2 separate regions of the Homo sapiens genome follow, and region 2 is linked to region 1. The links are chromatin contacts, found by Hi-C or POLR2A ChIA-PET in ENCODE. All regions are on one chromosome and are shown on one strand. Each heading gives the region's core, a stretch centred on a gene start or an enhancer-like site at or near the end of the contact. The rest is flanking DNA. Distances are from core to core; before and after follow the strand shown.

Region 1 (3,919 bases), core at 89-2,588:
GGGAACCTTCCAAGGGCTCCTAAGGGTCATGTCCAAGAGAAGGGCCCTGAAACTTAAGCTTCATTAGAGTCACGATAAGATAGCTTCTAAGTCACTGAGGGTATGAATGCAAAATTGCAAATACTGAATGTTTCCTCCAGATAATAAGGATTAAAAGATCAAGAGGCAGATAAAGAGAGCTACCTAGGAAGTTGTTCAAATAAAATATATTTCCAGCGATACAGCTTTAGGATTTCTGTTTTGTTCTGTTTTCCATTTGGTAGGGTAGGAGAAAGAGAAATAGAAAGAGGAGGAATAGTAGGAGTGGAGAGGAGGATAAGGGGCTGGGAATGTGTGTGTGTGTGTGTGTGTGTGTGTGTGTGTGTGTGTGTGAGAGAGAGAGAGAGAGAGAGAGAGAGAGAGAGAGGAGCTGTCAGACCAGAGGTGATGAATGAGGCTAGTGTCTTGACAAGGCATTCAGGGGAAGACTTTGCAGAAGGCAGGATCAAAGTAGTCTGAGTGCATGGAGAGGTTAAAGTAAGCAAAGATATTTTCTGTAGAGATGCATTACAGGAGAATTAAAGAGGAAACACTTTTGGCCCTGCTCTCTACTAAAAGAAGACAAAATTGGAAGCACTTCAGTGAAGCAGTGGGGTTGAATTTCACTTCTAAGGGACAGGGATCAGTGGGCACTAGGAAATTAGTGAGTCTGGACTATTTCTAAAGAAAGTAATCCATTCTGAAACAAAGTTCACAAGTGTAATAAAAAGTATACTGTTTTCATGAATCTTCATCTTTCAGGCTGAGTTTCAGTTTTTTCTTTGTCTTTAACCGTGTCAGTGGGCTGCTTACTCTGCTTCTCATTTGCTGTTCTTTCCTTCCATGAAAAGAACCCGTTTGTAACTCTTCCATTTCTTAGCTGCATAGAAGCAGGATTCAGTCCATCACTGACGATGGAAATGTAATCATATCCCTAGTCAACATAGATAATGTCAACAAAGAGAAAGACTATCCTAGTACATTTCAAATGCTCAGTTTAGCCCCTGTCTACTGGTGCCTAATTCAACACAAGCACTGTAGTGGCACTTAAGGCCATGCTGTCCCTGATAACACCAGGATTTCATCTGACCTGCGTCCCACTTCAGGCTCATCTGCAGCCTAATTTGGTTCTGATGATGTTTAAGAAAATGAACTGACCTTTATAAATTCCTTCCCATCCCTGCCACAACCTTATAGGTTCCATATCACTGAGCTGAGATCCTTTGGAGCTAGAGAGAAAGCTGCTTGATGAGAAGTAGTAAAAGTTCTTACCTGTTCTTTTTCTCCTTAGTTCACGAGCACTGGCTTCTAGCACTTCTGTGTCTCTCACTGGATCCCTGGACTAATATTTCACTGTTCCGAAGTTGTAGGGCTGGGATTTCCTCATTGATGAAATATTTAGAAGCTAAGCAGATTTGTAATGGATTTAGAGTAATATGAAACTGAAAGTACTTCGTTCAAATCACTGACTCCACTACCATAAATGGAATTAGTGGAGTGTGCCAGTGGGAGGGTTTAAAGATTTCTCAACCAGAAGCTTCAAATTTTTTTTGTTGTTGTTGGAAATCTTAGAGACCATTTGTTGTCTAACAAAATGCCCATTAGGTTTTGAATACAATGATACATGTCTCATGGATTGAGTCAATTTGAGAAACCTAGAATGAGGAGGCATCATGTTAATTTTCAGCTACAATTTCCTAAAATAATAGACACACTCTCAATGGAGCTGCCTATTCTTTGAGAGGTGCAGTACATAAGGAAAGGACATGTTTAACACACTCATGAACACCTAACCCCTGGCACTTAATGCCCAGCACACAGCCAGGAGGGGGCTCCATGTGTTGTACTCATGTTCTAGGCTCAGTACTGATGGCTTTACATGAATCGCACAACTGAAAACTCATAATATTTCCTCATGGTTTTATAGAAACTGAGCACAGAAAGACTTTATTAGTTGTCTAAAATCATAACACTGTAACTAATCTGAACCCAAGCACTCATGATCCCATACCCTCTTCTTGAACCACTTCACTATGCTGCTTATTTACTAAGTGAAAAATTGTAGAAATATTTTATTTATAGGTTTTTTATTTTTAAATTTATTATAGTGTGATTTTATTTTTATAGATTGTTTTCTAAGAGCTGTTTGTGTTTTATGTCTAATTCAGTAATGACTTCTAGCATACAGAATAAGTGGCATTATCTCTATTTTACAGCAAAAGCAAATAAAATAGTAAAAAGCCTGAGTGAACATTTCATTTAAAAATATATTTATAGTGATGTGGTTTCACTTTGTTGCTTAGGTTGGTCTTGAACTCCTTCCTTCAAATGATCCCCCTGCCTCGGCCTCCCAAATTGCTGGGATTATAGGCATGAGCCACCAGACCCAACCTTGTGTGAGCATTTCTTTTTTTTTCTTTTTCTTTTTCTTTTTTTTTTTTTTTTTTTTTGAGATGGAGTTTCACTCTTGTTGCCCAGGCTGGAGTGCAGTGGCACGATCTCGGCTCACTGCAACCTCCGCCTCCTGGGTTCAATCAATTCTCCTGCCTCAGCCTCCCAAGTAGCTGGGACTACAGGCATGTACCACTATCCTGGCTAATTTTGTATTTTTAGTAGAGATGGGGTTTCTCCATGGTGGTCAGGCTGGTCTCGAACTCCCGACCTCAGATGATCCACCCACCTTGGCCTCCCAAAGTGCTGGGATTACAAGTGTGAGCCACCAGGCCTGGCCAAGCATTTCTCACTTACACATTAAAATTATATATTAGATGTATATAAATTGCAGATACAGTGTCTTTTCTCATTCATACTTTGTAAAATAATTTTATCTAAACTCTTTCTATCATCCTTCCTTAACACTGTAGCTCCTTTATTATTAAAACTACTTTAAAGTCTTTTACTTTTTAGAGCATAACATTCTTACATCTGTCAAAATTATTTGAACCATTTAAAATCTCTGCAGATTGTCCTGGAAGTGTAGGGGTGGGTTGCCCCTCCACACCTGTGGGTGTTTCTCGTAAGGTGGAACGAGAGACTTAGGAAAGAAAAAGACACAGAGACAAAGTAGAGAGAAAGAAATAAGGGGAGCCGGGGAACCAGCGTTCAGCATATGGAGGATCCCGCCAGCCTCTGAGTTCCCTTAGTATTTATTGATCATTCGTGGGTGTTTCTCCGAGAGGGGGATGTGTCAGGGTCACAAGACAATTGTGGGGAGAGGGTCAGCAGACAAACACGTGAACAAAGGTCTTTGCATCATAGACAAGGTAAAGGATTAAGTGCTGTGCTTTTAGATACGCATACACATAAACATCTCAATGCTTTACAAAGCAGTATTGCTGCCCGCATGTCCCACCTCCAGCCTTAAGGTGGTTTTTCCCTATCTCAGTAGATGGAACATACAATCGGGTTTTATACCGAGACATTCCATTGCCCAGGGACGGGCAGGAGACAGATGCCTTCCTCTTGTCTCAACTGCAAGAGGCATGCCTTCCTCTTATACTAATCCTCCTCAGCACAGACCCTTTACGGGTGTCGGGCTGGGGGACGGTCAGGTCTTTCCCTTCCCACAAGGCCATATTTCAGACTATCACATGGGGGGAAACCTTGGACAATACCTGGCTTTCCTAGGCAGAGGTCCCTGAGGCCTTCCACAGTTTTTGTGTCCCTGGGTACTTGAGATTAGGGAGTGGTGATGACTCTTAAGGAGCGTGCTGCCTTCAAGCATCTGTTTAACAAAGCACATCTTGCACCGCCCTTAATCCATTTAACCCTGAGTTTGACACAGCACATGTTTCAGAGAGCACGGGGTTGGGGGTAAGGTCACAGAATCTCAAGGCAGAAGAATTTTTCTTAGTACATAACAAAATGGAGTCTCCCATGTCTACTTCTTTCTACACAGACA
Region 2 (4,072 bases), core at 999-3,498, 250 kb after region 1:
TCTTTCGACAGCACATAATCTGTAGCTCATCCTTCAATACTTATCTCAGAGCCAAACTCATACACAAACCCAGTCTCCAGGACACTCTGTCTTAGCCCACGAGACATGTTAAAGACCTTAGAACAGTTTATGAACAGAGCATGTAGCATCGGCCTCCATTTTCTTCCCTAGGAATTCACTTTCAGAGTCTCTTTCATAGGCTAGTTCATGATGGACTTCTTTACTATGCTAGATCATTTATCAGAATAAAAATTTGTTTATCTCATTCAAACATATCATCTCACACTACATGGCCTCACAAAGAAAACAGCAGATCAAGGAATGATTCCTATTATTTTTCTGTAATATTTGGGTGGTTTTCAAAGGGTGGCTAAGACTATGCTGAGTCATTGTCTGATCCTTTTGCAGTCATGATGATGATGGAAGTGATCTCTCACCTGTTGTATGGTAATACAAACTGAGATAGAGATTGTCATAGCAGCTTCTATAATCTCCACTTTCAAATGCAAGTTATCCAAAAAAAAAAAAAACCATGTGTCAGTGTAGTTGATTTTACAGAGGACGAGAGGGTATCTTTTTTCCTAAGTTTTATTTGCCCATCACAGCTTTGAAGGGAACCAAGAGCTCTTTACTCCACTGAAGCTCACCCCCTTTCTATCTTCCTGGCACTACTCTCTCCTCTGCCTATTCTATTTTCTTTTCTCTACTCACTATCTTTGCTTCCAGAATGAATCAAAATTTCTCTATCAAAACAATTTAGCATCTTTTTTTAATTACTTAGATTTCTGTTGACATGTACATCCTTGTATTCTCCCTTTCTGTTCCAGCAGACATATCAGTGAACTTAGAAATGTGCACCCTTTCCTCCCTATCAAGAATTGGGGATACTATGTTAAAAAAAACCTTTGTTTTATCTTTTTATAATATCTTGTCCATATATTTATTATGCTATAAGATAGAAGGGGCCATGTTTGGAAAATGAATTCAAATAGAGCTCAGACACCTTCGCTTTGGAAACTCTATGGCAAAATATAACATTATTTTGCTAGAACAGAAGCTGACTTCTTAGAAATGAGCCAATTATAAAAGTAGCTCTTCATTGCTTTCAGTTTCAATCTGAAGTATGTTTACAGGAAATGCCATTTCAAGTAGCCTTGAATGACCTAAGGGATTGTTTTTCTGGCTGGAAAACTTTTATACAAAGTGATTTTCAAACATAATGAGTGGAAATGTGTGCAATTTGGAGGGAATAAAGGGAGAAACATTATAGTTAAGAGCCTCAGCACCTCTCATTGCTGCTTTTCCAGAATAAATACATAGCTTTTAGCATTTTAAATCTTTCTACAAACAGCTGGCCATTTAAAAAAGCTGCAGCAGGGTCTATTTTGGGGGCTGATGGCATGGCCAGGAATCATTGTTTTTGGCCATCTTCAATTGATTTTCAGTGTAGTAATCATGGTGTGTGCTTTTTTAAAAACACAAACTAAGCCATTCACCTTTTCTGCACAAAGGTCATAGAAGTTTCCTACTGCAGGTAGGGTAAAATCCTTTCCTCTCTGATTGCCTGCAAGATCTTACACAATCTGGCTTTTGCTCACCCCTCTCCTCATCCCACATAATCTCAGCTTCACCACATGAACCTTCATTCAGGACCAAACACATCAAGCTCTTTCTCAATAATTTTCCTTCATTTATTTCCTAATTGTGCTTTTAGTAAAATTCATCTTAATTCTCATTTCCTGAGAGAAGGATCATTGGCCAGCTAATCTCAATTGGGCCAACACTTTTTCTCCTTTCTACACTTACTCATGGCACCCTGTATTAGTCCTTTACAATGCAGATAAGAAATTCAAATATTTCATTTGTTGGTGTTTAATTTGTTTAATATTTTATTTCTAATCTGAAAACCACATTATACTCAATGCCTTCCCATGCCTTTCACAGTGACCAGCAACCCATGGTCAATGGTCATACCTATGTATTTATTGAATGACTCAATGCAATTAGTTTAAAAGTGCTCTCTTTGAGTTTGCCTTTATTGTTCTGTGCCTCAAAAGAAATCTCTATTTCTAAGAGATAAACGTGTAAGGGATAATTGGAAGGATAGCTGAAAAAGGAATGAGGCCAGTAGACCTAAGTTCAGGCAAGCTGATTTATTGTCAGCCCTGCTGGGCTACTTCCTGACAAAAGCAGAGGAGGCAGCCCCACTTACAGACTACAGCAGGGCTTTATAGGGCAAGGAACTGGGTCAGGGTAGGGGAGTTGAGTTGGGTGTACAGAAGGGCTGAGTCGGGGTCGGGGAGCCGAGTTGGGTGTGGAGGTGTCTTGACTGCATCCTGGGAATGCTTTTGCCAGCTTTGTTATGCAAGGTGAACAGACACATTAACCACATCCTGTAACTGCCTGGACAAACAGTTACTGGCGGGGTCAGTGAAGGGTTTTTCTTTAGCCCTGGGGGAGCTGTGCAGAGGTCACAAAGGACTGCATCATAAGACCCACTGGAAGGGAGGGGAACAGTCTGGTTGGGGTGACCCTAACAAAATGTATTATATAAAACCAAGTAATTTTAGAAACTTTTCTTAGATTTGTTTTGTTACATACTAGAGTTTTGAATTTTATTCTGAATAAATTGAATAAATAATTTATTGAATTATTAACATTATCCTGAATAAAAATAAAAGGAGAATTATAATACACTTCTGAATCTGGAAGCACTTTGAATTAGATGACATGAAAATGTTCTAACCAGAAAATATTGAAAAAGATTAATAAAAATAGATACACTTACCTACCCATTGATAAAGCAACATCAAACAAGAGACTGGGAAATTACCGTATGAGACAATGGATTAGATCACGTTAACTTTATCTTCTCCACAGAGAGTTAAGCAATTTAAACATTTTTTACGATAAAGAAGACATGGTCCTTAGACATTTTTAAGTGGCTCTCCCCTCAACCCTTTTTCCTAGCCTTTATGGCTGCCTAGACTCCAGAATACCTATTTTGAGACTAGCCATGTGATTGAATAGAGATGGTTCTAATTATGCCATCTCAGTGGTTTCCAATAGTAAAAGGGGGATGATTTTGCCCCCAAGTGACATTTGTCAATATCTCAAGACATATTCTGTTGTCACAACTGGGTTGGTTAACACCACAAGTGTTGCAAAACTTTCTCATTAGTTCAGCTAAAACTAGTCTCTTGACACACAGCCAGGAAAGACTAGGCTCACAGACACATAAAAGGGTGAGGAAAACAGAATTTATTGGACAAAAAGGAAAAAGGAAAAATAACTCTCAGCAAAGAGAGAAGAGTCCTTCTAGTAGGTTTCTCACCTCTCAGATTGAATCCCAGTTCACTACATGGGAACAGGAGGGGCCAGGCTCCTCCCCACTGCAAATGGCATGAACTTCCCAAGGCTCTACCCCATCCTCCCAGTTCACAGGTGGACATCATTTAGAAATAATTAATTGGGAAAGGACGGGCTTCATCTGGGACCAGCAGTCTGGTTTTTCAGCCTTCAGGCTGTTTTAGACTTGAAGGCAGGGTTTCACTGTGAACCCTTGGCTGTCTCATTCCCCCGTCTAAAGAAGTACATCTAATTGCCTTTAGTATAAGGATAAGAACAAAGACCAATCTTAACTGCTTCCTGATGACAAGGGATGCTGTTTTGGGAAAATGGCAGTCAGATCTCCCCAAGAGACATATCTGAGGGTTCACAGCAAAAGGGGCCATTATCCGGGGCTCCAGTTGCAGGATCATTTGGTATTTGATGGCCTAAAGGTGAGAAGAGACAAACTGGATTATTAGAAAACATGTATCAAAATGAAATAAGGGGGGTGAGGACAGCTAAAAAATCCTGAGGCCTTTTACCAGCTTATACAGGGAGACGGGGTCCAAAAGCCCAATTGTTAAAAAAAAAAAAACTTTTACCATTTTGCTGGCATGTTGAGTTGCTGGGTTCCCATGCCCTGAGCCCAATCCTAAGCCAACCAACTTAAGGTTTGGGAAATTAACTTTTCCCAGTTTGTAGGATGTGTTGAGGGGAGTGTCCCATAGTACAGAGACCCAAT

The links. Hi-C counts contacts between places; a loop is a spot of excess contacts on that map. ChIA-PET counts read pairs that join two places held with the same protein, here RNA polymerase II (POLR2A). Pooled maps may share reads with other maps.
Region 2: a pooled map shows a loop between it and region 1 (2.4-fold over the local background). The contact joins the enhancer-like site here to the promoter of GBP1 in region 1. A Hi-C loop is called at or near these places in 3 of 50 pooled maps. POLR2A ChIA-PET finds 5 or more read pairs at or near these places in 6 of 52 experiments (CD4-positive, alpha-beta T cell, activated CD4-positive, alpha-beta T cell, activated T-cell and 2 more).

The regions. Positions count from the first base shown.
Region 1 is chr1:89,063,870-89,067,788 of GRCh38, forward strand. It overlaps GBP1 (guanylate binding protein 1), which reads right to left and starts at 1,339. Exons shown (of 11, transcript NM_002053.3): 1 at 1,291-1,339. The region is part of intron 2 of LOC105378841 (a long non-coding RNA gene); the gene reads left to right. RefSeq lists an enhancer at 1,536-1,635.
Region 2 is chr1:89,309,614-89,313,685 of GRCh38, forward strand. No RefSeq gene overlaps it. Among named protein-coding and RNA genes, the nearest start is that of GBP5, 39 kb to the left of the region's middle. Within about 2 kb of position 2,249, at least 9 of the 41 ENCODE cell types and tissues checked have a DNase peak (open chromatin) inside an H3K27ac peak, as active enhancers do.